2 separate regions of the Homo sapiens genome follow, and region 1 is linked to region 2. A link is a contact called in ENCODE Hi-C or POLR2A ChIA-PET data. All regions are on one chromosome and are shown on one strand. The core of a region is the stretch at or near the end of the contact, and the rest is flanking DNA. Distances in the headings are between cores, read along the strand shown. Region 1 overlaps PPP2R5C (protein phosphatase 2 regulatory subunit B'gamma). Region 2 overlaps PPP2R5C (protein phosphatase 2 regulatory subunit B'gamma).

The links. A loop is a pair of places that touch in the nucleus more often than their neighbours do. ChIA-PET counts read pairs that join two places held with the same protein, here RNA polymerase II (POLR2A). Pooled maps may share reads with other maps.
Region 1: a loop to region 2 is called in a pooled map, with 4 times the contacts of the local background. The contact joins two enhancer-like sites. A Hi-C loop is called at or near these places in 3 of 168 maps with a recorded cell type or tissue (Right ventricle myocardium inferior and heart left ventricle), 1 of 37 single-sample maps with no recorded cell type and 9 of 50 pooled maps. POLR2A ChIA-PET finds 5 or more read pairs at or near these places in 25 of 52 experiments (A549, AG04450, B cell and 19 more).

The regions. Positions count from the first base shown.
Region 1 is chr14:101,789,320-101,793,938 of GRCh38, forward strand. All of the region lies in intron 3 of PPP2R5C (protein phosphatase 2 regulatory subunit B'gamma), which reads left to right. Among named protein-coding and RNA genes, the nearest start is that of PPP2R5C, 30 kb to the left of the region's middle. RefSeq lists an enhancer at 1,210-1,279. Within about 2 kb of position 2,708, at least 6 of the 41 ENCODE cell types and tissues checked have a DNase peak (open chromatin) inside an H3K27ac peak, as active enhancers do; they include CD4-positive, alpha-beta T cell and OCI-LY7, where a contact is called at or near this core.
Region 2 is chr14:101,874,735-101,879,401 of GRCh38, forward strand. All of the region lies in intron 4 of PPP2R5C (protein phosphatase 2 regulatory subunit B'gamma), which reads left to right. Among named protein-coding and RNA genes, the nearest start is that of DYNC1H1, 88 kb to the right of the region's middle. RefSeq lists a silencer at 1,297-1,366 and enhancers at 1,687-1,756, 3,975-4,124. Within about 2 kb of position 2,002, at least 18 of the 41 ENCODE cell types and tissues checked have a DNase peak (open chromatin) inside an H3K27ac peak, as active enhancers do; they include CD4-positive, alpha-beta T cell and OCI-LY7, where a contact is called at or near this core.

The DNA of each region.
Region 1 (4,619 bases), core at 1,458-3,957, 85 kb before region 2:
TCTTGGTTTCTGGTAAGCAGCCTTTGCAAGGCCGCTGGTGCTCCGGAGTCCAAGCTCACAGGACTCTTCCCGGACCCATGCAGGCTGGTTGGCGCCATGCCAGTGCATGCTGGGTGGGTACTGCTGCTGAATTTGGTCAAATGCCATATGATTTTCCTCTTTAAGATGTTACTATTATAATTGCTGTGTTGACAGATTTTTCTGGTTTTGAAATATCTTTGCATTTTGTCAGTTTTGTCACAGTGTATTTTCATAGTGTTTGGAACTAATTTTCTTTAGAATATTTGCTTCCGTATTTACTACATGGAGCTGGTCTGTAGTTTTGTTCTTTTTCATAAACCTGTATTTTGTCCTGTCTAAGATTTGTTGTCACCAGCACTTTGTGAAGGTTCCTGGGGTGGCCTGGAGCAGCTTTTCCCGCAGCTCCCTCACACTGCCACCTTATGACAGGGATAATGAGATGGACCCGGATTTCAGAAACAATAAAATGTGGAATGTGTCCATGAAATAGGGTTGAAAGTTTGACTTGGAACTCAGTGGGCCTGTTGCTTTTCTCTATGAAACGTCTGTAGCTTCTTAGCACAGTGCGTCCATTTAGAAAGGGGGGTCTGTTAACTAGTACATGGTCATTGTTTAATGCACCTTTTAATCTCTTCCTTATCAGTGGCGGTTATGTCTCCTTATAAGTTCATTTATTCTTTTGACTGTTCTGTTTGTGTTCAGTATTATTCATCTGTACTTTTATCTTTAATTATCCTATGTCTTTTATTTTAACCTTTTCTTCATTTATTAAGTTGAATAGAGAGTTGACTTATTTTTAGTTTGCTTTTTAATAATAAAAGAATTTAAAGCCACGTATTCATTCTGAGTGTAACCTTCAGCCCTATCCCTAGATTTTATTTTTTCCTAACTTTTCAAGTCATAGGTTTTTCTTTTTTAGAGTTGAGGCATAATTTACATATCCTAAAACTCACCCATTGTAACTGGAAAATTTAGTTATTTTAGCAAATACATAGAGTTGTGCAACCGTCACCACAATTCTGTTTTAGAATGTTTCCATCTGCCTCCAAAAGTTACCTCGTGCCATTCACCATTAAGTTCCCCTCCGGGCCCCAGCTGCAGGCACCCACTGATCTGCTTTCTGTCTCTAGACTTACTTTCTTCCGGACACTTCATATAAGCGAAGTCATACCATAGGTAGTCTTTTACACCTGCTGTAAGGTTTTTGAGGTTCATCTGTGTTGTTTCTTTTTAATGCCGCATCATATTCAGTCAGATGGATACACCACATTTTGTTTATCCGTTCACCAGTTAATGGACATTTGGGCTGTTTCTTAGCTGGTATGAGTAACAGTGCTGCTGTGAACATTTGCATAGAAGTCTGTGCGAGCAGATATTTCATTTCTCTTGAGTAGATACCTAGGAGTGGAATTCCTGGCTTGTGTGGTAAATTTATGTTTAGCTTGTTAAGAAACTGTTGGCTGGGCACCGTGGCTCACGCCTGTAATCCCAGCACTTCGGGAGGCCGAGGCGGGCGGATCATGAGGTCAGGAGATCAAGGCCATCCTGGCTAACACGGTGAAACTCCATCTTTACTAAAAATACAAAAAATCAGCTGAGCATGGTGGCACTCGCTTGTAGCCCCAGCTACTCGGGAGGCTGAGGCAGGAGAATTGCTTGAACCTGGGAAGTGGAGGTTGCAGTGAGCCGAGATCACACCACTGCACTCCAGCCTGGGCAACAGAGCAAGACTCCGTCTCAAAAAAAGAAAAAAGAAAAGAAAAGAAAAAGAAACTGCCAAACTGTTTTCCAAAGTGGTTGTACTGTTTTACATTTCCACCAACAATGTATGAGGGCTCTGATGTGGCCACATTCTTGCCAATATCTATTATTGTCTTTTCGATTATAGCTTAATTCTTGTGGGTGTGTAATGGTGTCTCACTGTGGTTTCCATTGGCCTTTCCCCAATGACTGGAAATTTTAAGCATCTTTTCATATGCCTGTTAGCCATTTGTCTCTCTTCTTTGATGAGATGTCTTTTTTTAAGTTGGTTGTCTTCTTCTTGTTGAATTGTAACAGTATGTTTTCCCAGATATGAGTCCTTTATTTTAACAGAAAATAAAATACAGTAAAAATAAATTATTACAGAAGTGAAGTACAAAATACACTGTGTATAAAATAGTGTTTTTATTATTATAGTCAGTAGACATAAGATTACCCTGTTAAGTTGATACGAAAGTTTTGAAACGCTTATTCTCAATTTTTGTTATTCGTTGTAAATCTTCAGATTTGTCTATATGTGTCAAACCCTTCTTTTGAGCTTTTAATTTCAGGGTTTTTTTTTTCATTTATGAAAGTTCTGTTTGGTTCTTTTTTCAGTCTGCAGTGCCATTTTAAAATATTTTCCTATTCTCTTGAACATACCATCAAAACTTGTATGGTATACAAGTTTAGTATAGTATACTAAATAAGTATAGTAAACGCAGCTGTTTTATAGCCTGCGTCAGGTCACACTAGTATCTGAGGTGTTTGACACATTTTGTTCATGATGTCTTATTTCCTTGTGTACCTGATTTTTTTTATTGTATATTGGTCATTGTATTCAGATATGTGAAATAAATTGAAACCTAGAATCAAAGTGTCTTCTTCAATAGGGATTTGTTTTTGCTCTGCCAGACACCTGGAGGCACTGCCAATCTGGGAGTGCCTTAAACCACAACACTGGTTTGTTAAATCAACCGACCCAGTTGTTCTGCAATATATCCCACTTACCCCACTGCGGTTCCTGTAAATGGAAACCTTTTTTGGCTGAAATACATCAGAGGCAACGCTTTATAACTTAGGAGATAGTGACATTATTGTGAGAGATGCATAGCCTCTGGTTGCCTATCATCAGAAGTGATGCTAAATTTTCAGTTTTACTAGTGAATTCAGTTGATGACAGATTGATATCTCTATTGAACAATTACATATTTCCCTTTACAATTCAAAAAGTACTAGTAATAGTCTGCAGTGTATATTTTGGCATCCTACCAATGTGTATTCCCTGTCAACCATGTGCTAATGTCTTGAACAACAGTTGATAATCCTTGCCTGAGTCAGTAGTTTCAGTTTCACTAGCGAATTCAACATTTACTCTAACGTTCTTCTGAAAGCAGTGATTTTTCTTACCAACCAGAGATACTTGGTTATCTTGAAATGGAGCTCCTACTGAAAAAGAAGGATAAGCTTAATTCTTTGTCTTTTATTACCAGTTCCCTCTAATGGTGACAGCTGAAGCTTTTTTCTAGCTTTCTCTTTGTTTTAATATCATTGTGGACTAATATATTGTTGATTTCAGTGTGTTTTCATGTACCAAAAGCATTAGTCTTTCTGGTGTTCAGATGGCATAATTGCAATCATTAAGTGCCCTTTAGGGTAGCTCGTGTGTTTTTTTGTTTGTTTTTGTTTTTTTACATAGCCTCATTTATTTTTGATTCCTTGATTTCTGACACAGTGAGACATCCCTTGGGCTCATTTAATACCTTCTCTTCCCCAGACTTCAAATCAGCCATTTTTCTTTTCTTTTTTTTTTTTTTGAGACAGTCTCATGGTCTCATCCATGCTGGAGTGCAGTGGTGCAATCTTGGCTCCCTGCAGCCTCCGCCTCCCACATTCAAATGATTCTCCTGCCTCAGCCTCCCAAGTAGCTAGGATTACAGGCGTGTGCCACCATGCCCAGCTAATTTTTATATTTTTTGTAAATATGGGGTTTCACTATGTTGGCCAGGCTGGTCTCAAACTCCTGACCTCAAGTGATCCACCCACCTCGGCCTCCCAAAGTGCTGAGATTACAGGCATGAGCCACCACACCTGGCCAAATCAGCTATTTTTCAAAGAGCCCTGGTTCCTTTCAGTAGTAAATATATTAGCAACCAAAATCTGGGTCAGAGGGATGTTTATTGCTACTGGTCTGACATTACTTTTAAATGCTTTCAATGGAGGGAGCGAGGATATAAATTTTCTGAATCGTACATTCATATTGATATTTTAAATTTAATTTTAACATTATAGTGTTTTTGAAGCAGGATATTTCCCTGACCACTTCACGGGCAGGAACTGGACTGCGTGGGTGTGGGAACTAGCTGGCCCCTTCAGCGCCAGCAAGGGCGATCTCCACTTACTCGCTGCTCCACCCCTCGTGGGAGGGGAAGTGCAGGTGAGCTGGTGCAGGAGCACTTTTGGGCACCAGCAGGAGCAAACCCCATACCAGCCCCATGGCAGCGTCTTCAGGGGTCCCTGTGATCCCTGAAGCCCCAGAGAAAGTGTTGCAGTACTCTTTTAGCTCTGCCATCCATGGATGACTTAAGTGTTAACAGCTCAGTGGAGGGTCAGTGGGACAACCTTTTACACCCATACTCATGGCACCCAAGTTGTTGTCCAGCATCCAGGAGGAATGAGGTTGCATGAAGGAATTGAAGATGGTAAATGCAGGGGATTTTATTGCCAATGAAAGTGGCTCTCAGTGGGAAGGGAAGCTAAAAAGGAGACAGAGTGGGAAGGTAATCTTCCCCTGAAGTCTGGCTGTCTCCAGCCAGATTCTTCTCTGAAGTTACGCCATCAAGTTGTCCCTCTGAAGT
Region 2 (4,667 bases), core at 752-3,251:
GTTGTTTGTTTTTTTTTTAATTTGAGACAGAGTCTTGCTCTGTCGCCCAGGCTGGAGTGCAGTGGCACGATCTCAGCTCACTGCAACCTCCACCTCCCAAGTTCAAGCGATTCTCCTGCCCCAGCCTCCAGAGTAGCTGGGATTACAGGCCTGTGCCACCATACTTGGCTAATTTTTGTATTTTTAGTAGAGACAGGGTTTTGCCATGTTGGCCAGGCTGGTCTTGAGCTCCTAACCTCAGGTGACCTGCCCGCCTCAGCCTCCCAAAGTGCTGGGATTACAGGGGTGAGCCACCGCGCCTAGCCCGTAAGTTTTTATTTCCATATCTTTAACTGCTATTTAGGAACATATTTGAATAGATTGTAAAAATAGCAAGTTATTCAAAGTAAGAATTTTCAATGTTGTGGTTCTTTTCTTGACTGTCACATCATGGCATCTATTTGGAGGTGAAATCGATTCTTTGAAAGCAGCTCTTGCTGTGGAGGAAGCGCGAGGTAGATTTGTGGGAAGAAGGCTCTGCTCTCCCTTACCTCTCTTCACTGCCGAGCACTCATTGTGTGCCAGGGCCAGCAGGAAGATATTAAACCAAGGACTTCCCGGCCACCCAGTCATACTTGAGATAAATATTCCAAAGAAAATGTACAGCATCATAGAAGAGCTTAAAATTAGGGGCCCAATTAGGACTGTAATTATTTTGCAGCTGAGACGTAAAGGTTTAATGAGACATTTTTCACAGTTTCCAGGTAATTAATTGGTGTTGCAGTTAATAAGGTGACTGATGCGTGCTTTTCCCAGGATCCATTTACTCTCAGCAAGTGTTTGAGGACCTCCTAGGTGCCAGGCACAGTGGTAGGTGCTGGGATTGCTGTGCATTTATGTTCTCTAGATGATAGCTGAGTTCTGGTGCCATGAAAGCAGATTCAAACTCACTTTACAAATGGGGAAAGGGGTAGTATCTCCCTTTAAGACTGCTACTACGATTTTTACTATTCTACCTAAATTTTAGGTTAAGTTCATTGAGTTCATCAAAAATTCAGTTTAAGATTGTGTCTGCTTTATACATTGCTCTGCGAAGTTCCATCTTTGTAATATGATCTCATTCCACATCAAAGGTTCCTCCGTTTTTTCGGGCATTCTTCAGTGCCTTTTATTAGAGTTTTCTGCTTTCTCCATCAAGGCCTTGTAACTAGGTCAGTAATTCCCAGGCACTTTGTAGTTTTTGTGTCTGGGTAGCTGGAGTCTTCGTCTCTGTTTCTTTTTTGTATTTGCTTAATTGTTAGTGGAAAGGTGGTTGCTGTTGGTTTCATATTTTTGATATTTGCATGTGGTAGTCTAGTTGTGATGGTCTGTCTGTTGCTTCTGTTTTCCAGCTATATCATTTGCAAACAAATGACAATTTTGTACTTAAATATATATATATTGCGAAGGGGCTTAACACTTTCTGCCCTTCCCAGAAATGTATCTCTTAGCAATATGACTCGTAGAACCTAACAGTTCCATCACAGGAGGAAGTGTTCTGCAGTAACTGTAATTTGGCCTTTGATGGATTCATCTGTTATAAATCCTGTTGACATGAATAAAACAGAGAATAAATAACAGAATAACCCTTGTGGTTTTGAACAGAGAACTGTAAATAATCAAACCTTTCTTTCCTGTTGCCTCTAAAGTTAGACTGTCAGCGGTTTTTTTTTTTAATGTATCCCTTCATGTCTTAAAATTTTTATATGTTACACTGCTGCAGTTATGTTACGGCATAAATATTCACTCATTGGTAATGAATGATAACACATACAGAAAGGCTGCATGATATTGCTGAATTGTAAGAATTTTCCGTAAAGTTGCTTCTTGGGCCATTCTAGTTTACATCTAATTTAATAAATTTAGCAATTTGGAGAACATCTGCAGGACTGATGTAAGTACTGAAAGTGGAAGTGTCAGGGAGGCAGCAGAAGCAGGTGCTTCCTGATATTAACCAGAGACGGTCCTGGCACAGATGGGGCCGTGTGAATCACATGCAGACATACGTATGCACTCACGTGCGTGCCATTATTTTCATGTGGAGGTCAAACAGTCAGAAACGTTTGGGAAGTGCTGTGTAATGCTAACTGTTCGTGCATAATGTTTTCCCATTTAGTAAGTGCTGTTGCATGTGTTTTCTGTGATTCTCACCACAGCCCAATGCAAAAAATAAAAAAAGGATTTACGCTTTTTTTTTTTTTTTTTTTTTTTTTTGAGATGGAGTCTCACTCTATTGCCCAGGCTGGAGTGCAGTGGTGCAATCTCGGTTCACTGCAACTTCCACCTCCCAGATTCAAGTGATTCTCCTGCCTCAGCCTCCCGAGTAGCTGGGATTACAGGCACCCACCACCACACCCAGCTAAGTTTTGTATTTTTAGTGGAGATGGGGTTTCACCATGTTGGCTAGGCTGCTCTTGAACTCTTGACCTCAAGTGATCCACCCGCCTCGGCCTCCCAAAGTGCTGGGATTACAGGCATGAGTCACCGCGCCTGGCCTTTACCCTTTCCAATGGAGGAGAAAATTGAGGCTCAGGCAGGCTGTTTGGTCTGAGGTCCTTCTTCTAGGTGGGAAGAGGGTGTAGAGAGACTGTTTCCATGAGGCTGTGCTGCCTTTGTTGGGCAGCGTGATTCTGCGTCTGTGCCTCTGGGTGTGCGCTGGATCCGTAGGTCTCATTTGAGAGATCACAGTGACCCTGTGTGCTGCCCAGAAGACCCGGGACTCCTTAGACCTCAGAGCTTCTTTGGTGTTCACTGCATAACGTTGATGTCTTCTCTGTTTCCTCAGACCGGATCCATGCATCCAGGTAGCATGGCAGTGACATTTGCACACAGACATCAGCACCCCAGGTTTCTGTACCTGGGGCTCCTGCCCCTGATTCGCCCCTGCAGCTTTTGTGTTAAGAAATGTTGCTAGGTCAGAAACCCAAGAAGAATTTGAGGTGATAGACCGTTGGCCCTCTGTTCCTTCCCCCCGCCCCAGTATTACTTTTTACTTAACCTTTTCTAGAGATATGCACTAAATTAATGCAATGTAATGTGGTAAGAAAGGTGTGTAGAAGTTAGGAGTGCAAGTTTTTTTCCTTACACATGAGAAATGACTTTCAATCAATCAGAATTGGCCTGGAATGAACCTTCCCGGACCTAGGTCGGTCATCAGTCAAGGACGCTGTATCAGTCTGCTCAGGCTGCCGTAAGAAAATACCACAGGCTGGTGGCTTAAACCACAGAAATGTGTCTTCTCTCCATTCTAGAGGCTGGAAAGTCTAAACTCAAGGGTGTAGCAGGGTTTGTTCCCTGCTGAGGGCCTTTTCTGGCTTGCAGACGGCCACTGTGCCCTCCCATGGCCTTTGCTCCGAGCAAGTGCAGAGAAGGCGAGTGTGAGCCTTCTACCATCCCTCCTTACAAAGACACTAATCCTGGAGGGCCAAGGCCCCACTTATGACTTCATTCACCCTTCATTATTTTCTCTGAGGACCCATCTCCAAATCCAGCCACACCAGGGTTTAGGTCTTTAACATGAATGTGAGGAAGGGAGGCCACAAGCATTGAGTCCATGACAGACACTGAAAAGAGGACATTGTGTTCAGAGCAAGCCATCTGAGTCACCTTGCAGGCCCTCAGCTCAGCATCAAGGATTCAGTGAGTGTGCAGGTGTTTGAGACGGGGCCTAGCTGCTGGGCTGACTGTCACTGTGCGGGAGAGCTTCAACTGGAAACCCTAATCACTAGCTTTCCTGCTAGTAGAAACCACCAGTTTACTTAGGAATCTCAGCTGACTGGGTGCCTCAGTCAGGGCTGTGCAGAGAAACAGCAGGAGAGACAGAGATTGAGATCTCAAGGACTTGCCTTCTGCAGTGGGTGAGTCCAGCGGGCAGGTCTGGACTCCGTGGACAGGCAGCGGGCACGAGACTTGGCCGTGGTGGACACTGCAGGCCGCAGGTGGACTCTCCTCAGAGAAGCTGCAGTTTGGGTCTCACAGGCCTCTCAGCTGACTGGTTGAAGCCCCCACATTCTCAAGAGTGATCGCTACTTGAAGTCCATTGATTATAGGTGTTAACCACATCTATAAAATGCCTTCACAGGAACACCCACAGCAGTGTTTGGACAGCTGGGCACTGTGGCCTAGCCGGGTTGACACATACGGCCAGCTGGCACAGTCGGGGACATTTTACTTTTTTTCAGTTATCGCCTTTAACCACGATGGGTGAAATCACACTTTCCTGTGCCTAAATAACATCTTAGGCAAGTTGGTTAACTTCTTAGTCATCCCTGGTCACAGAAATCCAATCTAGGTTAAAGCTTTCATCTCAGACCCTCTGCAAATGGCATCTAAGCCGCACCCCAGGCAGCCTGGCCAGGGAGGGACATGCTGTGGGAGAGGAGGGGAAGCAAGGGTGGCTCCGAGCCCCTCTTGCCCGCCCTCCCCCGGGGCTTTGAGCAGAACCCAGAGCAGAGGGGAAGGGCAGCTGCCTGTTCTGCTCAGTTGCTCCCTGTGGCCTCGGCCAGAATGGTGGTCTCTTCCTCTGTGGCATGTCTGTGACTCTTGGGCAGCAGGCCTCTTCCAGAGGGACGGCTGTTTCCTCTCCCCCAAGACCTACAGCCTCGTCTCTGGGTGAGCTGACCCCTCTCTCCCTTGGCAGCTTCCTGGGC